Regions from separate parts of the Mus musculus genome. Here all the other regions are linked to region 2. A link is a contact called in ENCODE POLR2A ChIA-PET data. All regions are on one chromosome and are shown on one strand. Each heading gives the region's core, a stretch centred on a gene start or an enhancer-like site at or near the end of the contact. The rest is flanking DNA. Distances are from core to core; before and after follow the strand shown. Region 1 holds the start of Metrnl (meteorin, glial cell differentiation regulator-like). Region 2 holds the start of Tbcd (tubulin-specific chaperone d). Region 3 holds the start of B3gntl1 (UDP-GlcNAc:betaGal beta-1,3-N-acetylglucosaminyltransferase-like 1).

Region 1 (3,043 bases), core at 284-2,783, 250 kb after region 2:
GAGTAGACCTTCAAGCTCTCAATGCACAGGTATGTCCCTGGAGCATCAAACAGGGCCTTGAATTTCAAGGTGACATCACTTTATATTCGAGGCAGGGTTCCAGTTCTGGGTTTTAGTTGAGTAGAAAGACCTGCTCAGCTGTACGACTGTTTTACACTGATTCTTAAACTTCAGATGTCTTTTCCAGATCCCCAGACCTTCTCCTTTCCTCAGCTGTTTAGTGGCCTCAAAGCCACAGGTGGTGCTGGCTCTTCCTCTTGAAGACATAAATTTGTCCCTCTTACTCTCAGTATGGTTGCCACCTAATAAATAAACTGCATTTCTAGGCCTTTCCTCATGCATAGAGGGTACTCTGGAATCCCTTGTTTCCTCCTGACCTATCCAGGCCAGTTTCGTCCATCATTTGATACTGTTTGGGGCTTTGAAGTGAAGAAAGATTGCCTCATCACCTTCTCCCTGTTTTGTTTGTTTGTTTGTTTGTTTTTTAAATCAAGCTCCAGGCCAGAGAATGTGTCCCTCCACCTCCCTATTTCTGCCCTGCTCCTGTGTAGCTCCCCCACTAGATGTTAGGATCACCATGATCTCCATGCGACGCCCCTTCATGGCCAGACTGGGCTCTCAGATGGTTATTTTTTTGTTTCTGTTGGAAGGATATTTGGAGACAATTGGATCTGTCAAACTCGGGATGGGAGATACTATTGAAGTATAGAATGGGTCCCAAGATGAAATGACGATAAAGCTCCACACTGCCCAAGGTAGGTTTCACTGTAAAGAAGCATCCAGCCTAAAACCTCAGCTTCAAGATGACAAAGTGAATATTAAACAAGAGACCACAGGACACTTGAAAGTGTGGCCTGGGGACTGATTGCACACCTGAGGCCTTTCTATGGGATGGATGTTCCAGAGTCTCGAATAACCTCGTAGAAGCTGCCAGTGCTTACTAATGGCAGAGTCTCAGTCTCTCTCTGATATTCTCTCTCTCTCTCTCTCTCTCCTCCCTCCCAAGGCAAATTTTGAGCTGGGGAACAGAAAGAGAGGGTGCCAGGAACCCCAAGAAGCCACCGCTCTTGAGTTGTGAGCATCACAATAGTCCTTGTGCACTGGAGGCCACTCAGGCTGTCTAAAAGATGGTGTCTAGCTGCTGGAAGGAGCTCAGATTTCTTCACTTCGTGCATAATAGTGCAGTTCCCCCAGGCCCAAACTCTTCCATCCCCATCCCTACAGCTTCTTCGTCCCAGCCCCAGCCCTCCTCCCTGACCTTGTTCCCGTTCTTTGCAAAGTCGTTTGTCCCACTCCGAGCTGCACTTTCCCTTGTCCTGTGCGGCGAGATGCTGCCCACTGAGTATCTGCGGCGTGACACCAGGGCGTTCCAGGCTAGAGCTGGCAGGACACAGATCTGTGAGCTGGCGCACGGGGCGGAACTGCTGGCCCGGGCCGAAGGCCAGGCGGGGGCGGAGCTCGGCCGAGGGCGGGGTGGCTTCACGGTTCCGCCCCCCAGCTGAGCCAGACCACGGTCCGGGAACTTGCCAGCTCAGAGGTTCTAGGGGCAGCCGGCGCGCTTCTCTAGTTGCAGCTTGGGCGGCTCCTGTGGTGGGCGGCTAGGGGCGAGCCGGGATGGGCTATAGACGCGCGACGTGATCAGTTCGCACGCGGACCCACGCCTCCCATCGCTCTGCCTCAAGAGCCTATTCTGTGGGTGCAGGCACGCACCGGACGCAGACCCGGCCGGAGCATGCGGGGTGCGGTGTGGGCGGCCCGGAGGCGCGCGGGGCAGCAGTGGCCTCGGTCCCCGGGCCCTGGGCCGGGTCCGCCCCCGCCGCCACCGCTGCTGTTGCTGCTACTACTGCTGCTGGGCGGCGCGAGCGCTCAGTACTCCAGCGACCTGTGCAGCTGGAAGGGGAGGTGAGTCTTGCGGGTGATTCCAGCGTGGACTCCCTGGACCTGGACCGGAGCCCTCGGCAGCGAGTGGCAGAGCTTGCGGGGTAGGGACAGCTATGCTGGCCAAGTCCGGTGACCCCCGCCCTAGCTCTGGTTTCAGAACAAAAGAGTTGGTGGCATCTGGGTCCCAGCTCGGAAGACGCCCACTCTCCGCGCGCGTAATACTGCCCTAGTGGGTTTCCTGGGCTCCATAGGCTGCATGTTTGGTCCTCCCAACGGTTGGGATTTCTGATTCTTGGGAAAGGGTTGGGATTGTGCTCATCTAGAGGGACAGCTGTGGCGTGGAGAGCGTGGGGTCCAAACGAGACCCGTATCGGCTGCAGACCGTATCTTTGGGGCAAAGAGATGGGGTCGACACCTGTCTGCGGCCAAATGCAGTAGGGTAGAGCCCTGAGCCCGCTTGGTGAAGGTCAAGCCGCCCTTGGCAGCAGGGCACAGGGTTCCTGTGACACTTCTCTCTCGTCCCCATCAGCAGTGACAGCGGAGGACTTTTTGCTGTTGTTTTAACTGAAGTGTGACGTATGGAAAGAAGCACAAGTCACAAGTGTGCGCGGGCGGGGTGCCTGAGGAGTCGTAGCTACTTTGGACACTGAGAACGCGCCAGGCACAGCGGCCGGCCCCCTCTCTTTGCAGAGCCAGTTTTTTACAGCTGCAAGTTGCCAATTCAGCGGTTTGCATAGCGCGCTGCGCTGATGCGGGTCTCCTGAAAACGTGGGCTGGGACGGCGGTGGGGGTCTGATGTAGCTCATCCCAGGGGCAGGGCGCTTGCGCAGGCCTGGGGAGGTACACGATCTCGTCTGAAGCACAGACTCCAGTGAAGGGGGCTCATGGGGCAATGCGTGCGGTGGGTGATTTTGGTCAAGAGGGTTTTCTGAGAAAGGTGGATGTTGGGCAGTGCCCGGATCTGCGTAAGCAGGGCATCAATGATTATCTTGTACACTTACAGTGCCTGACTTTCTGAGAAAACCACAGAGACCAAAATCAACCCTCATCAAGACTCCTGCTGGAGTGCTTGGACTGAAAGATTGAGAGCAGCTTCTTGAGCTCTGCAGTACCGGTCTTTAAGGGAGTTGGAGCTTTCTCTCCCGCAGAAATCCCTTCTGCC
Region 2 (2,799 bases), core at 145-2,644:
AGCAGCACTGTTGCGGGCAAGCTCCCACCTCAGCGGCTGAAGCCCCAGGTACCGCAGGCGAATAGGGAAGGAAGCCACCATGCTAGCCCGTTTGGCTCCGGTCCTTCAGTTACAATCACTGCCAGACACTCTCTAGCACCTCACTGTTTTCTATTTTTTTAGATTTTATTTTGCGTACTCATGTGCTGAAATATGTGTGTATAGGTCAGAGTACAACTTGTGGTTCTCTTCTTCTTCCACTATGTGAGGACCAAACTTGTTACCCCACAACATATCTGAGAAGACTGCTAGGATCTATATTTAAGCCAATAGAAAGTCTTTATTAGCAGGCCAGTGACTACCCTGGGTATTCTGGATCCCAGCAAAACAGTGATCCTTCTCATGAACTTTTAACCACACACACACACACACACACACACACACACACACACACAAATATGTTCTAGGTTGACATACTTCAGTTATCAACAATAGTGAGCGAGAAGTAGAACTAGAGAAGCCAAAAAGCAAAGTTAGCACATTCAGAAACTTTTCAGGACCTACGGACTTTGAAGGATCAAGTCTTTGTTTTTTAGTTTGCCCCGTGGGTGCTGTCGAATGAGTTTTACAGCCTGAATGGCACTTTAATCATGGAGTAGGATGTGCTAAGGTTTGGGGGCCTACTGTTACACATTCAACTCCCGAGGCTTAGTGAAGGAGACTTTGCACACTAAACTATCTAACCACTCCAGTCTTCTACTTCCCAGTGAGGTCTGTTCTGGTGAATGCAGGGCCAGCAGCGTATAGCTCACGTCTTTTCTCAGGACTGCTTTGGGTGGTCATGATGGTGCTGTTTGAGGTCACGGCAAAAGCCTTCATCCTGGAGCAATACCCCATTGTCTCCTACACCCTTAAAGCACCCCCCCGCGCCCCACTCCTGCAGGTGCTCAGACATCATTGCCCCATTCTTGCCCCCACACTCAAAACCCATTCCTCCCCTGCGTTCATACACCACCCGTCCTATTCTGGCTCTTTCTACTAGTTCAGCTTTCCTGCGCTGTCCACACTAGCTCAAAACCTTCCATGTTCCTGCCCCCAATTTCAAACCCAGTTATTTCCTTAACCTTACACACACTCAAGCTCCAGAAGGCTTCCAACACTAGAGTTCATTCCCTGTAAAGATCGTACCGGCCCACTGCTCCGGCCACACCCTCCTTAGCCCCACCTCTTTTGGGCTCCACCCACTCCCTGTTGAGGCTGTAGACATTGGAGGCTTAGTTTTTCTGGTGCTTCCCTTCACTCACGCAAGCATCATTTTGCGCGCTGAGCCGACTTCGCGTGAGCTGTTTTGTTGGCTTGCGCGCCCCGTAGTTGGGGGTCGAAGGTCTCAGGGCGGGGCTGGCAGTTCTCGTGCTGTATCTCTTTTCTTCCCGGTTGCCGGTAGGGTTCTTACGGAAGCTGCTGGCAGGATGGTACTGAGCAATGAGCCGGCTGCGAGCGCCGCCGAGGAGGAGGTGGAGGATGATGCGCTTGTTCGCGCCTCCGCCCTGGAAGCGTTCGGCGAGAGTGCGGAGACCCGCGCGCTGCTCCGCAGCTTGCCGGCGGTGCACAGAGAGCGCGCGTCCCGGGAGGTGGCGGAGGAGCGGTTCCGCGGTGCGGGCGGGGCCCCGAGTCTCTATCTTGAGGTCCTTGCATCTGGGAGGAAGGGACCTGGGGAGCCATACCTCCTGCCTTCCCTGCCATGTCCAGGAACTGAGCAAAGCATGCTTGAGACCTCTCTGTGGATAGGGAGGGAACCAGCAGAATTGTTGGATGAACCTGCCTCCTACGAGAGCGCTCATGGCAAGCAAAGAGGAGCGGTCTGGCACGGCGCTCCTATGGGGCTGCGCTATGAGGCCAGGATTCTGCAAACTCAGAGCTCCACGTTTATCTGGGATCTCCGTTCCAGGCAGAGCAGGAGAGTGGACAGTGCCATTAGATTCCTTTGGTGGTTCTAAATCCCCCAAGTTTAGGTAGGCCTTTACAGTCGTTTGTAATGGATACTGTCCGTCATAGTTTTTGTCAACCTTACACAAACCTAGACATACCTCGGAAGAAATCTCAAGTGAGTAATTGCCACCACCAGATTGGCTTGTGGGCATGTCTTTGCGATATTTCTTTAATTACTAATTGATAAAGGACGGCCCAGCCCACCGTGAGATGTACCATCCCTGGCCTGTGGCTCTGAGCTGTATAAGAAAGACAGCTGAACTTGAGCCTAGGAGCAAGCACGCAAGACTCCTCCGTAGTTTCTGCTTCTATTTGCTTTGATTCATCCCTACACTTTTCTCAGTGATGGGCTGTGAAAGCCAAATAAACCCTTTCTTCCTCAAGTTGATTTTTGGCCAGTTTCATCACAGCAACAGAAAACAAAGACAATGTCCAAATGAGCCCTTTGATAATTAGAGTTTTGTACTTGAACAAAATCATCTTTGTGTATTCCTTAGCTAAAAACATTCTCTCCATAATGTCTTTTTTTTTTTTTTTTTTTTTTTGGATGGGGCTCTAGTTTTTGGGTAAGACAGAGTGGTGGGCTTTGTCTGAAGTGGCAGGTGAGAACTGCAGAGGCAGAGAAACCATTGGATTGGGTAGAAACATTAATTTGCTGGTAGGGGTTGGAAAGCAGGTGACCAGGGTTGGGGAGGTTGTACAGTTATTGGTTTGAACATTGTTGGAAATGAAAGGCATCGTGCTAGGCAGGGGAGGGCTCAAGAAGTGAAGAGGGTCTGACTAGCAGGGGAAGGTGGAGTTGTAGAGAGTTGGAGCACCAGCATATGTGTG
Region 3 (3,200 bases), core at 125-2,624, 220 kb after region 2:
CTCACTTTTTCTCAGGGAATCTCACAAAGCCAAAGTTCCTAAAGTAGTATGGAATAAAATCACTGAAACCTGATAACCAAAGGAACCAGGAACTGCCTCAATTTTATATGATATAGTAAGTAGTAAAGAACAGCCAAGAAATTAACAGTTGGCCTCACCCCCCCACCCTGAATTAATGTGAAAAAATAAAACTGGACATGTTTCTGAGCAGGAAAACCAATAGGCTAGGTAGATGTGAACATATACATACATATATGTACATGTTACAAAGCTATATATAACACAAAGGCTATATAATCTCTACAGACAAGGTCTACATATAATATAGGCAATATCTACATAAATCACTGTAGAGGCCATCTATGTATAGTGTACTTTAAATTACTGAATCTGAACACGGTTATAAGAATCTTATAAAGGAGTGTTGAAGACACCGTCCTTTACAAATGAAGCGCTCTTTGAGGAGCTGATGATCCCAAAGTGGCATTCTATCCTGTTTGTGTTTATTCTGAAAACATGTTGCTTAAAGGCTTTTTATTTGTTATTTATTTGAGCTATTGGGGATTGAACCCAGGGTGTTTCACATGCATGTCAGAGTTACACCCCAGTCCTCTGGACTTACTTTGTAAAGGAAAGAACTTTCTTAATTTTCTCAAGACCTACAAGATTTTAACTGAAAAGGGGTGTTATGACTCATATTTGTTATCAGTAAGTGTGGCTCGGACGCTGGAGGGTTTCAAGGTTATCCTCAGCTGTATGTGCTGCAGGCCAGCCAGAGCTACAGACCTCACAACTTTAAAAAAAAAGATATAAATTTCTGACAAAGGCCTTGATTTACCGGTTTCCAATTTCAATAAGACTGGCATGAAAAATACAATCACTTGGCGCAATGCCTGTGAACCACACTTAATGCACCCTGGCCTGAGACATCTAACCCACCTGCTAGGTATTAAGATAGGTGTGGCATGCTGGCGAGCAGGGATATGGCGGGAGGGGCGCTAGTAGGTGTGCAGGTTAGTGTACGGTATGAGCTCGGACACATGTCTACCTCGAAACGGAATGGTGGGAACCCTCCAAGCTGAGGTTCCCGAACCCGTGGCAGCGTACAGCGGCTGCGAGCCGGAGACAAGATGACTACCGTGGAGGGAGAAACAGCAACAGAAGAAGGCACAAGAGGGCGGGACCGCGTCTCACCCGGCCATACCTACCACTAGGGCCAGCGAGCCGCGCGTTGTGGCGTTCTCGGAGACCTCCATCGCGCGGCTCCACTGCCCTTTTCCTGCAATCGCAGTCCTGCCTAGGAGGCCAACGCATGCACAGCAAGCTCCAGGAGGCGATGCACAGACTGGACCGCTTCCGATTGGTGCAGAGCCACGTGGCTCGCTAGGGACTTACGGGTATGGGAGGGCTGTTAGGGGAACAGCCACGTTCTATTGGTGTAGAGACACGTCAGTCAGTAAGGGAAGGCGGTCCTTCGAGCAGAATGCTCAGGGAGGCGGCCCGTCGGTGTTCTCTGGATGGTGGAGCGGGAGGGGCGAGCCGCCGTTCTCGGCGGGAGCAGCTCGGGCGAGGGGTTCCGGGGTGGCCAGAGCTGAGTGTGTGGGCGGGGCCTGGCCGAGCAAAGGGTTGGGCTTCCGGAGTCCGTGGGCGCCCCTGGCTTTGCGCCTTCGTCCTTCTCACTTGCCTCTGTGGCTTCTTGGCCTGCGGAAGTCCTCCTGCCCCACCTGACGGAAATAATCGCAAACTGAAGTCCGCAGCCAAACTAACGTTATAAAAAAACTTAAGAACGGGGGGAACTTGTGGGGGGACGCCACCCTGTGCAAGTAGGTGGTTACTTAAAAATCCCACCGCAGGTTGGGCCTATGTAACTTTAAAAAGGAAAATGCCAGTAAGCTTAAAGCAGGCGACATTTCATCAGAATCTTGTTTGGTCTGACTGCTCCAGACAAGGAGGAAGGACCCCCTCCTGGAGGAAGGTTCTGGGTCTGGACTGGGTCTGTCTGGAGTGAGCCAAAGGTAGATAGTTCTCATGGACCCAAGGCCCTCGTGTGGCCTGCATTAGGACACATGACGCTTGGTCAACGCCAGATAGTTGAGTTCCTATGCTACACAGAGATTCATTGTCCCGGGGGATACTGGGGAAGGAAGTGTTCTATGAACTGTGGGAGTCCCAAAGTTAGGCATCCCACAGAACCAAAAGGTTTCACTAAATTACTTCCAAAGGACGGGTGACAACCTCTGAGCTGCGTGGAACCCAGATATTGATAAAACACCTGATTACTTAATGTAGATAACCCATGTACATTTTGTTTCGTTAGTGCTTTTCTAACTTAATGCTTGTGTCTGCAGTTTCTCCAAATGGTCATCCTACAACTAGAAATATATTTTAAGATGGCATATTTTGGTCATCCACACCCTCCATTTGTGAGGGGTGACACTGAGGTCACCCACTGGCCTTGGCACCAAGCAGCCCTCAAGAGTTTCCACACTTAAAAATAGCAGGAGATGGGTGGAAGAGATGGCTCAACGGATAAAGACAGTTGCTGCCAAGCCTTAGAACCCGACTTTGAGCCCTGGGACCCATGTGGTATCAAGGAGAGAACCTACTCCCACAAGTTATCCTCTGACCTCCGAACATATAGGGTATGGTGCACAACCCCACACACCCCCAACACATGCGCAAAATAAAATGTAATTTAAAAATAGCAAGAGCTCTCAGCAAAGCTTTAGACTGCAGTGCTTTTCAAAATCTTGGTTAATTTATTTTATGTATGTGAGTGTTTTGCCTGCATGTATGCGTGTGTGCCACATGCCTCCCTGGTGCCCATGAAGGTCAGAAGAGAGTGCCAGATCCTCTGAAACTGGAATTACAGACAGTTGTGAGCCACCAGGCAGGTGCTGGGACTCAAAACTATGTCTGCAAGAGCAACAAGTGCTCTTAACTGCTGAGCCAACTTTCCTGCTCTGGGCTGCTGCTCATGCATTCAAATTATTATTATTATTATTATTATTATTATTCTTTCCTCAGTAGAAAACAGTGGCCTACTTTTTCGCTCCCCAAAAGGAAAGAACCTACACTGTCCCTGGCAGTTCTGCAAAGGAACCGAGTACCCTTAGCAATCTTAACAGCTTAACTTCTGGAGATGCAGTAGTGCCCAACCTCTTTCCACAGTCTGTTCTAGGCATTGCCAAACTTTTTCC

What was found. ChIA-PET counts read pairs that join two places held with the same protein, here RNA polymerase II (POLR2A).
Region 1: POLR2A ChIA-PET joins it to region 2 with 10 read pairs in Patski. The contact joins the promoter of Metrnl here to the promoter of Tbcd in region 2. POLR2A ChIA-PET finds 5 or more read pairs at or near these places in 2 of 5 experiments (Patski and embryonic stem cell).
Region 3: POLR2A ChIA-PET joins it to region 2 with 10 read pairs in embryonic stem cell. The contact joins the promoter of B3gntl1 here to the promoter of Tbcd in region 2. POLR2A ChIA-PET finds 5 or more read pairs at or near these places in 4 of 5 experiments (Patski and embryonic stem cell).

The regions. Positions count from the first base shown.
Region 1 is chr11:121,700,894-121,703,936 of GRCm38, forward strand. Metrnl (meteorin, glial cell differentiation regulator-like) reads left to right here and starts at 1,534. Exons shown (of 4, transcript NM_144797.3): 1 at 1,534-1,902. The coding sequence starts at 1,733.
Region 2 is chr11:121,450,597-121,453,395 of GRCm38, forward strand. Tbcd (tubulin-specific chaperone d) reads left to right here and starts at 1,395. Exons shown (of 39, transcript NM_029878.4): 1 at 1,395-1,632. The coding sequence starts at 1,449.
Region 3 is chr11:121,671,777-121,674,976 of GRCm38, forward strand. B3gntl1 (UDP-GlcNAc:betaGal beta-1,3-N-acetylglucosaminyltransferase-like 1) reads right to left here and starts at 1,375. Exons shown (of 13, transcript NM_178664.5): 1 at 1,209-1,375. The coding sequence starts at 1,256.